2 separate regions of the Homo sapiens genome follow, and region 2 is linked to region 1. Evidence: chromatin contacts called from ENCODE Hi-C or POLR2A ChIA-PET data. All regions are on one chromosome and are shown on one strand. The core of a region is the stretch at or near the end of the contact, and the rest is flanking DNA. Distances in the headings are between cores, read along the strand shown. Region 1 overlaps ATXN1 (ataxin 1). Region 2 overlaps ATXN1 (ataxin 1).

Evidence for each region. A loop is a pair of places that touch in the nucleus more often than their neighbours do. ChIA-PET counts read pairs that join two places held with the same protein, here RNA polymerase II (POLR2A). Pooled maps may share reads with other maps.
Region 2: a map with no recorded cell type shows a loop between it and region 1 (5-fold over the local background). The contact joins two enhancer-like sites. A Hi-C loop is called at or near these places in 1 of 37 single-sample maps with no recorded cell type and 5 of 50 pooled maps. POLR2A ChIA-PET finds 5 or more read pairs at or near these places in 4 of 52 experiments (A673, BJ, GM12878 and 1 more).

What each region holds. Positions count from the first base shown.
Region 1 is chr6:16,419,086-16,422,821 of GRCh38, reverse strand. All of the region lies in intron 6 of ATXN1 (ataxin 1), which reads left to right. Among named protein-coding and RNA genes, the nearest start is that of GMPR, 180 kb to the right of the region's middle. RefSeq lists an enhancer at 1,569-1,618. Within about 2 kb of position 1,606, at least 9 of the 41 ENCODE cell types and tissues checked have a DNase peak (open chromatin) inside an H3K27ac peak, as active enhancers do.
Region 2 is chr6:16,539,913-16,543,648 of GRCh38, reverse strand. The region is part of intron 4 of ATXN1 (ataxin 1); the gene reads left to right. Among named protein-coding and RNA genes, the nearest start is that of ATXN1-AS1, 220 kb to the left of the region's middle. Within about 2 kb of position 2,093, at least 8 of the 41 ENCODE cell types and tissues checked have a DNase peak (open chromatin) inside an H3K27ac peak, as active enhancers do.

The DNA of each region.
Region 1 (3,736 bases), core at 357-2,856:
TAAGGCAGATCAAAGAAACATCTCTCTGTGGGTGAAGGAGTTCCTGGTTGTCATGTATCCATTTTTTGTAGCGTTTTCCCTACTTGAGGAGGCTGTTGTGAAGGGCAGGATTCTTCACTGAATCTTTATTGTAAAAGGCATAGGTGTGTCTTGGGTGGATTCCAGTTCTCAGGTTGATTTGCTTGACAACTCTTAGGAAGGAACAATTAATACTGCTGCCCCTCAACTAGCTAGGGAGATTTCACTGTGGAGGTAGAAGTCGGATTCACTGAGGCAGAATTGCCAGGGCTTGAGACCCTTCATGCCTCTCTTTTCCAAGTCTCTCTCTCCAAGAAAGGGTGAACTTTTCAAGTCAAAGAGCAGGGACGTAAATAAATGCAGTTATGGCTGTCTTAGGAGGATCCATTCACTTAAGGCAAAGGTCTTAGAAGTTACAGAAGAGGAGAGAGAATGGGAACTACTGTGGCACCAGGATGTCTGGAGAAGAGAAAGTGCGCTTACTGTGCACAGCTTCCTCTCCCTCACCTGCGCCACGGTGAACCCACCTATATCTTTCTGCTGGCAAAAACATTTGCTCAGTGTGTCGCCGGAGTACTTGAGTGTCTGATATTTCTCAAGGCAGAATCTACCTCACTGTCTCTGAAACCTCAAAATATGTGGCCCTCTCGAAGGATAACAGTTGGCAGCAACCTAAGGCTGTTCTGCTCCAACTTGGAATGAAGAGGAATATGATTTGGCCATTCTTCTTAGCACAGAGGCAAATAAAAAAAAAAACCCTTATATACTTCAAAAGATGAAGATCTTACTTCTTACTGGCTATCTTTGCACCAGGTCCTGGGATTGGCATATAATAAAAAATGCATATGCAGTGGCCATGAAATGGGCTTAAAGGTCAATCTTGGCTGCCAGTCGTGGCTAAACTGCATTGTATTCCATGTTTTTTTCCATATTGCCCCTGCAGTGTACATATACATGCACAGTCATGGCCCCTGCACACTGTGTACACACTCACGCCTGCACACATGTATGCATATCAACGCCTGCACATGTACTTGTATGCACACTCACCCACACATGTGCATTTGTGTGCACTCACTTCTGCACACCTATTTGCATGCACGCTCATCTCCCACAAATATGTATGCATGCACACTCACGCCCCCCCCACCCTCCCGTGTGAAACTCTGCACCTGCTTGTCTTTACCCTCACCCTTGAACCTGTGTATAACCTCATAAAGTAGGAAGAAGCCCAGTGTTGAACTCTACAGCCTTTTACATTCAAAATGGTTTTGAAAAATGCCCATTCAGAGGAACAGGAAAGCACCAAACCTAAAAGGTCTGAGGACCTTTCCATGCTTTCTGTCTCCTAATCTCAGAGCTGTACCAATCTGTTATTTAAAAATTAGTCATTATTTATCCAAGGCAGGAGGGGACAAATGTAACTGTTAGTTCAGTAAATGATTTCATTCTTTTTTTTTTCCTGTGTCCTTTCTACTGTTAAAGTGACGAAAATGACACCACGGTTTGATATGTGGGGTTGGTTTCAGTTTGAATAATCTCATCCTTAGCTGCATGTGAACTCATGTCTTCTCACACTCTATTAGATAAAAGCCTAAAACAGGAAGGCCAGAAACAACTGTTTTTAAAAAGCTCATGCTACCCTGGCAACTTAAGTTGGAAGAACCTAATAAATAAATACAAAGCTGCCCCTCTGTCCTAATGTACTTCTTCTGAATTCCAGCTGGGCACCTCATGGTTTCATGCCTGAATCACAAAGGCGAGTGCCAGTACCCAGCCAGAGCAGTTTTCCTACCATAAACCAGTAAATGTGTGTGTATCACATGTAAGTCAGGGTCAGATGGGGAAAATCAACTACAAAACCGCAGAGACATTATGCAAAATTGGATTACGTACATGTTTTCAGTTTTGTCTCTTAGCAGTTTAAGTCTTTAATTAAAATACACACGAGAGAGAGAGACAGAGAGAGAGAGAGAGAATCTGTAACTGTTAGATTTTATAGGCCCCGGTTATGAGATAATAGCCTTCCAAGTAATTTTTATGGGTCATTCTATCTAGTGGCAACTTAGACTATAAAGCCATCTCCCAGCTTCCCAAAAGTAATGTCTGTTTTCTCACTTTCTAATAATTACTTCAGATTTGAAAGTAAGGAGTTGTCACAGTGAATACAAATTAGAGTCAGCTTCAGGGTATTACTAAATGTGGATTGTTTTGTTCCGAGTTTTATCCATTTTAGGCAGAGTAACATGATCATTTATATACATCTGCCTCTATGCAGGCTGTGTAGACATACTCAGAACACCAGCTTCACCTCTTCAGTCTTCTAAGACAGTCTTTCTAATACTCTATATTGTCTAATAGCTAAGCTATTGTTAAATAAAAACACGCAAATGTTTGCAGTTAGGCTCCCCCCTCCATTCTCAACCTCTTAAGTGATACAGACAGTAAATGCATTTTGATGTTTATTTAGAAAGTTGGCATCCTGGGACTGTTCACAAGATAGCTAATTTGTCTGAAGGTCCCCAGAGACAGTGAAAGTCATCCCACCATCTCTCTAGCTGCCCTCATACCGGGGAAGTAAAATGCAGCATAGAACACTGCAGCTCACGTTATGGAGAACAGTGGTGCTATGGTGATTTCCTTTCTATTCAAATCATTTAGTGAGGATTTACATAATTTGCATTAACGTGTGACTTTCGATCACTTATGCTGCAGCAGAGTATTCGTTGCCTATGTTCTCTAAGGCACCAGTGTGGTGGTTCATGTGTCCTTGTATAAAAGATTACTGTCCTCCCCATCCCCAGTCTTTGTATCTGTGCACCAGAACAAAATGCCCTCGGATCATGGCCACCCAGGCCAGAGAATGAGGACCCACACTTTAAAAACCCTGTAGATGATAGGATGAGCGGTCCTCATCCGTCCCCTCCCTGAGAGTGAGGTTGGGTTGGAGTAGAAGGATGGACTCTGCCAAATGATGACAGCAGCCCTGAGAGTCCTTCTCACAGGTGGCCAGCTCTGTCCCCTCCAGCCTCACCACACATTCCCCTAGTACACAAAGGCAGACCCGGGCAGCCACTCAGCATGCACATGTAGCAGTGTCCCCTGTACACTGGTACCCTCAAGGCCTCCCTGGCACCTTTGCTTGTTACGTTGGCTGATTTCTTCAAAGGGAAATATGGGATGTGGTGCAGCCTGGCCCTCACACACTCTGAAAATAGCACTGCCCAGGGCCAGGCCTTTTCCTTTGCACACTGCCATACCCACCCTGGAAAGTACTCCATGGTTGTATCACAAGAAAACAGCCATTTGGGCATTTTAAATTACTCAAAATATTATAAAAATATTTATAAAATATATTAATGTATATATTTATAAAATACAAAGAGTATATGATTACCAGGCAAATGAGTAGACAGTGATAGAACTATCATAAGAATAGGATTGGCTATTAATTATAATAATGATTGGAATAGATAACATTTATTGAACATGTATTATGTGCCAAGCACTGTGCTAAAATATTTACATGCAGCAGTTCATCAAAAGCTCATGGGAAGCCATGTGCAGTGTCATGCACCTGTACTCCCAGCTACTTGGGTGGCTGAGGCAGGAGGATCACTTGAGCCCCAGAGTTTGAGCCTAGCCTAGGCAACATAGCAAGAACCCATCTCAAAGAAGAAAACAATACAAAAAGCTCATGACAGTTGTAAGACATATG
Region 2 (3,736 bases), core at 844-3,343, 120 kb before region 1:
TTTTTTTTTTTTTTTTAGGAAAATAGCTGAAATGGTAGTGGTTAGAACACATGCAAACAGAATTACTGAATAAAATTGGTCACGTATCCCCTGGTTTAAGGCATATTTAGGAGTTCAATTCACATGTAATTGATCATTCTTTTTTCTCTTGGCATACTTTCCTGTAAGAGTCTTATGTGCCCTGCCTTTAGCATATGTGCAAGCCGATAAAGGATGTTCATTTAAAATTTTTACTATTTTAAAAATACACACAGAGGGGGAAAAGACTTGTCTTATCCCCAAATGAAAAGAATTAGAAATAATACTTTTGCCTGTAAACTTCTATCAGTTTTCCTGTCATGGGAAAGGGAACCATAAATTACTTTTTATAAGGAAAGTGGTGGTGCTAGGGCCACATGTCCCCTCCCGCACAGAATGAGAGGTGGTGGTGGCTGCGGGACGGTGGGAAGGAATGAGCGGGACCCAGGCCAGAGCTCAGCTCCCTGGGCTTTGCTTGTCTCGCATTTTGTAAACTCAAATGTCCCATCATTCCCAAAGGCCATTTGTGGACATGCTGTGATTTTATGCATCACCTTCTGGAAAGAATGTGTTCCGTTCCCTGTGAACTTATCCAGGTTGATACAGTAGTTCCCCCCACCCCCCATCTTCGGTGTCATTTTCTGCTGTTTCAATTACCCACAGTCAAGCGTGGTACAAAAACAGGTGAGTGCCATGCAATAAGATATTTTGAGAGAGAGAGAGAGACACCACATTCACATAACTTTTAGTACAGTATAATGTTATGATTGTTCTATTTTATTATTAGTTTTTGTTGTTAATCTCTTACTGTGACTTATTTATAAATTAAACTCTATCATGGGTGTATATGTATAGGAAAAAACATAGTAGATATACATAAAGGTACTATTCATGGTTTTAGGCGTCCACTGGGGTCTTGGAACAGATCCTCCATGGATGGGAGGACAACTGTCTTTTGAATGTGTCAGACACAATTGTGGCATTTCTTAGTGTCTTTTTCCTACTCGTTAGTTGTATTTGGCTGCTGCAAACACCTTGGGCTCCCAAGTAGTTGGGAATGTGGAAAGCTACATACTTTCCCTCTAGAGAGAGCCCCAGTGTGAAAAACTAAGATAGCCGTGTGTTTGCTGATCCTTGGGACGAGCCAGGGAAGGGCTCCGGGAGCACTGTGTGAATTAAGGCTGTCAAGACCAAAGTAACATAGGAGGGAGAAGATGAAAATGCAGCAGCACGTCTCTTAATGTGATCGTTTCTCTTTCCCCTTACTGAAGCATAGTGCTCTCTGCTATTTGAAGAGCGCAATTTAGATTTATATTAAGGAATGAATAAATAGGATGCGGTGATGAAATCTCATCTGGAGTGAATGCAGATTGTGGATGCTAATGACCGTGTGGCTGTGCAGAGAACCCATTGGAAGCCTGGGCGCTTCTCCCTCCTCTGTTCACCCACTAGGCACTCAAGAGCAACTCAGGCAGTGGGGAAAAGGTTATCTTTTTTTAATGTCTCTCAGTGTTGCATCTTGCCTTATAGCGCCTTAAAGCACTTGACAAGCCTTCAAGTAATTCTTGGTGGTGGCGTTTTCCCCCAGAAGGCCTTAAGAGATGGTTTTAATAGATACACCTATCAATTTATTCCCAACTTGAGCATTTTGCTGTCTTGCATCATTTGACATCACCAGAAAGTCCTTTGGTTACTTCTGTAGTTCACATTGTACTTTCTGTCCTTTGAGTTTTGGGTGCTCAGGGGCAAGATGTCAGAAATCCTGAGTTTTAGTTGTGCCACTGCGTAGCTTTGACCAAGTCACTTTACGTTAGCAGGATACAATTTCCGTGTTCATTAAATGAGGAGACTGGACTGAAAGCTCTTAGAGGCCTCCTCTAGCTCAGACGTTCTGTAACACTCAGGGCTTTCTGCCTCCTCTGATTTGGCGGTGTCAGGATACAGGTCCAAGTGCGGCACTGTGCCTTGCAAAATTGCTCTCTCTCCCTGGCCAGCTTTTCCACCACTGTGGAATGAAGTCTGCCGCCTGGAAGAATCCCAGATTTCTCAAAGGCGTCCAGTTCTAGGGAGCAGCGTGCAAAGCCCTTGAGCACACTTTGACTTCTTCTGCCCTGGCTGGTGATGAAAAACCAGGTCACCAGAGGTTGCCCTGTTTCCAGTGATCAGCCCTCGGGACTGAAAAAGGAACAAATACAGAAGAGCTCCAAAGAAAGAAACAGAAAGAGACGCTCAAGCTGGGAAGCTAAGAACAGGTCCCTCTGCTGGGGTGGAAGGAGAAAGAATCTTAATCCTCTGCCTTCCCCCATGGGTCAGAGTCGTAAATGGGTGAGACTTGAAGGTGTGGTTGGTCACCCTCTCTCAAAGTTTCAGGGCTGGGTCAGGTGTCCTAGTAGTGTTGCGTGGTGCAGTAGTGAGTCCCCAGCCTGCATTCTGCAAAGCCCCAGAGGCTCCCCATAAACTTTGAGGCTGTGGGCTGCCCTCAGCCTCTATTGACCGGGGCAGCGGGGCAGCTTCTCCTTCAGCTCTGTGATATTCTGAGGCTATGTAAAATAGTTTTCTTAGAAAGGTCCTGTGGTTAAAAAAAATTTTTTTTAAACCACTGGTTTAGTTACGATGAGCTCATATTCAAAGCAATATGACCTTAGACAAGTCATTTGATTTTCCCAAACCTCATTTTCCTTATTTCAAAACAAGTTTAGTCATATATTCTCAGCCTGTCTCCCACAGCAATTTAAGGATTAATTAGAGTCAGTTATTCATACCTTCACTCTATGAACACGGTATTGAACACCTTTCAGTAGAAGGCTCTGTTGGGAGAGGAACTCATAAGTAAATACATGAGACAGCCATTCCAAGCAGAGGGAAAAAGCATGTGCAAATATTTTGTAAACTGTAAAACACAACACAAACCTAACATTATGTAATATTGCTGTTCTTAACCAGGCAGTTTAATATAGTGACTCTAGAGCCTAACTCCTTGGCTTTGAATCCCAACTGCAGCCATTTATCAGTGTGACTTCAGGCACTTTACCTACCCTCTTGTGCCTCAGTACTCCAATCTGTACAATGGGAATAATAATAGAACTCATCTCACTGGGCTGTTGGGAGAGCTGAATCAGTTCCGGGCGCAGTGGCTCATGCCTGTAATCCCAGCACTCTGGGAGGCTGAGGTGGGTGGATCACCTGAGGTCAGGAGTTCGAGACCATCCTGGCCAACATGGTGAAACCCGTCTCTACTAAAAATATAAAAAATTAGCCAGGCGTGGTGGCACGCGCCTGTAGTCCCAGCTACTTGGGAGGCTGAGGCAGGGGAATCACTTGAACCCAGGAGGCGGAGGTTGCATTGAGCCGAGATCATGCTACTGCACTCCAGCCTGGTGACAGAACAAGATTCCGTCTCCAAAAATAATTATAATAATAATTAAGAGACTGACACAGAGTAAGCACTCTATAATGTTTATTATTGGTGATTTCACCAATGCACTGTGAAATTCTGTTTCTTGATTCTCAGCATTGCAGTCCCCTGTCATTGCACTTCCAGTTTTCTCTTCCCCAGAAGATGCATCCCGTGTTCGAGCGGAAAGGCAAGGGAAACATCATGTCAAGAAAAGAGTTCCGAACAGTACTCTGTTTCTGTGGCATGGATCCTCTTTCCTCTCCTTTTCTCCTTTTTTTGAGGTTGGATTGGCACTCCTCTCAGACTTAAACAAAGGCTTTG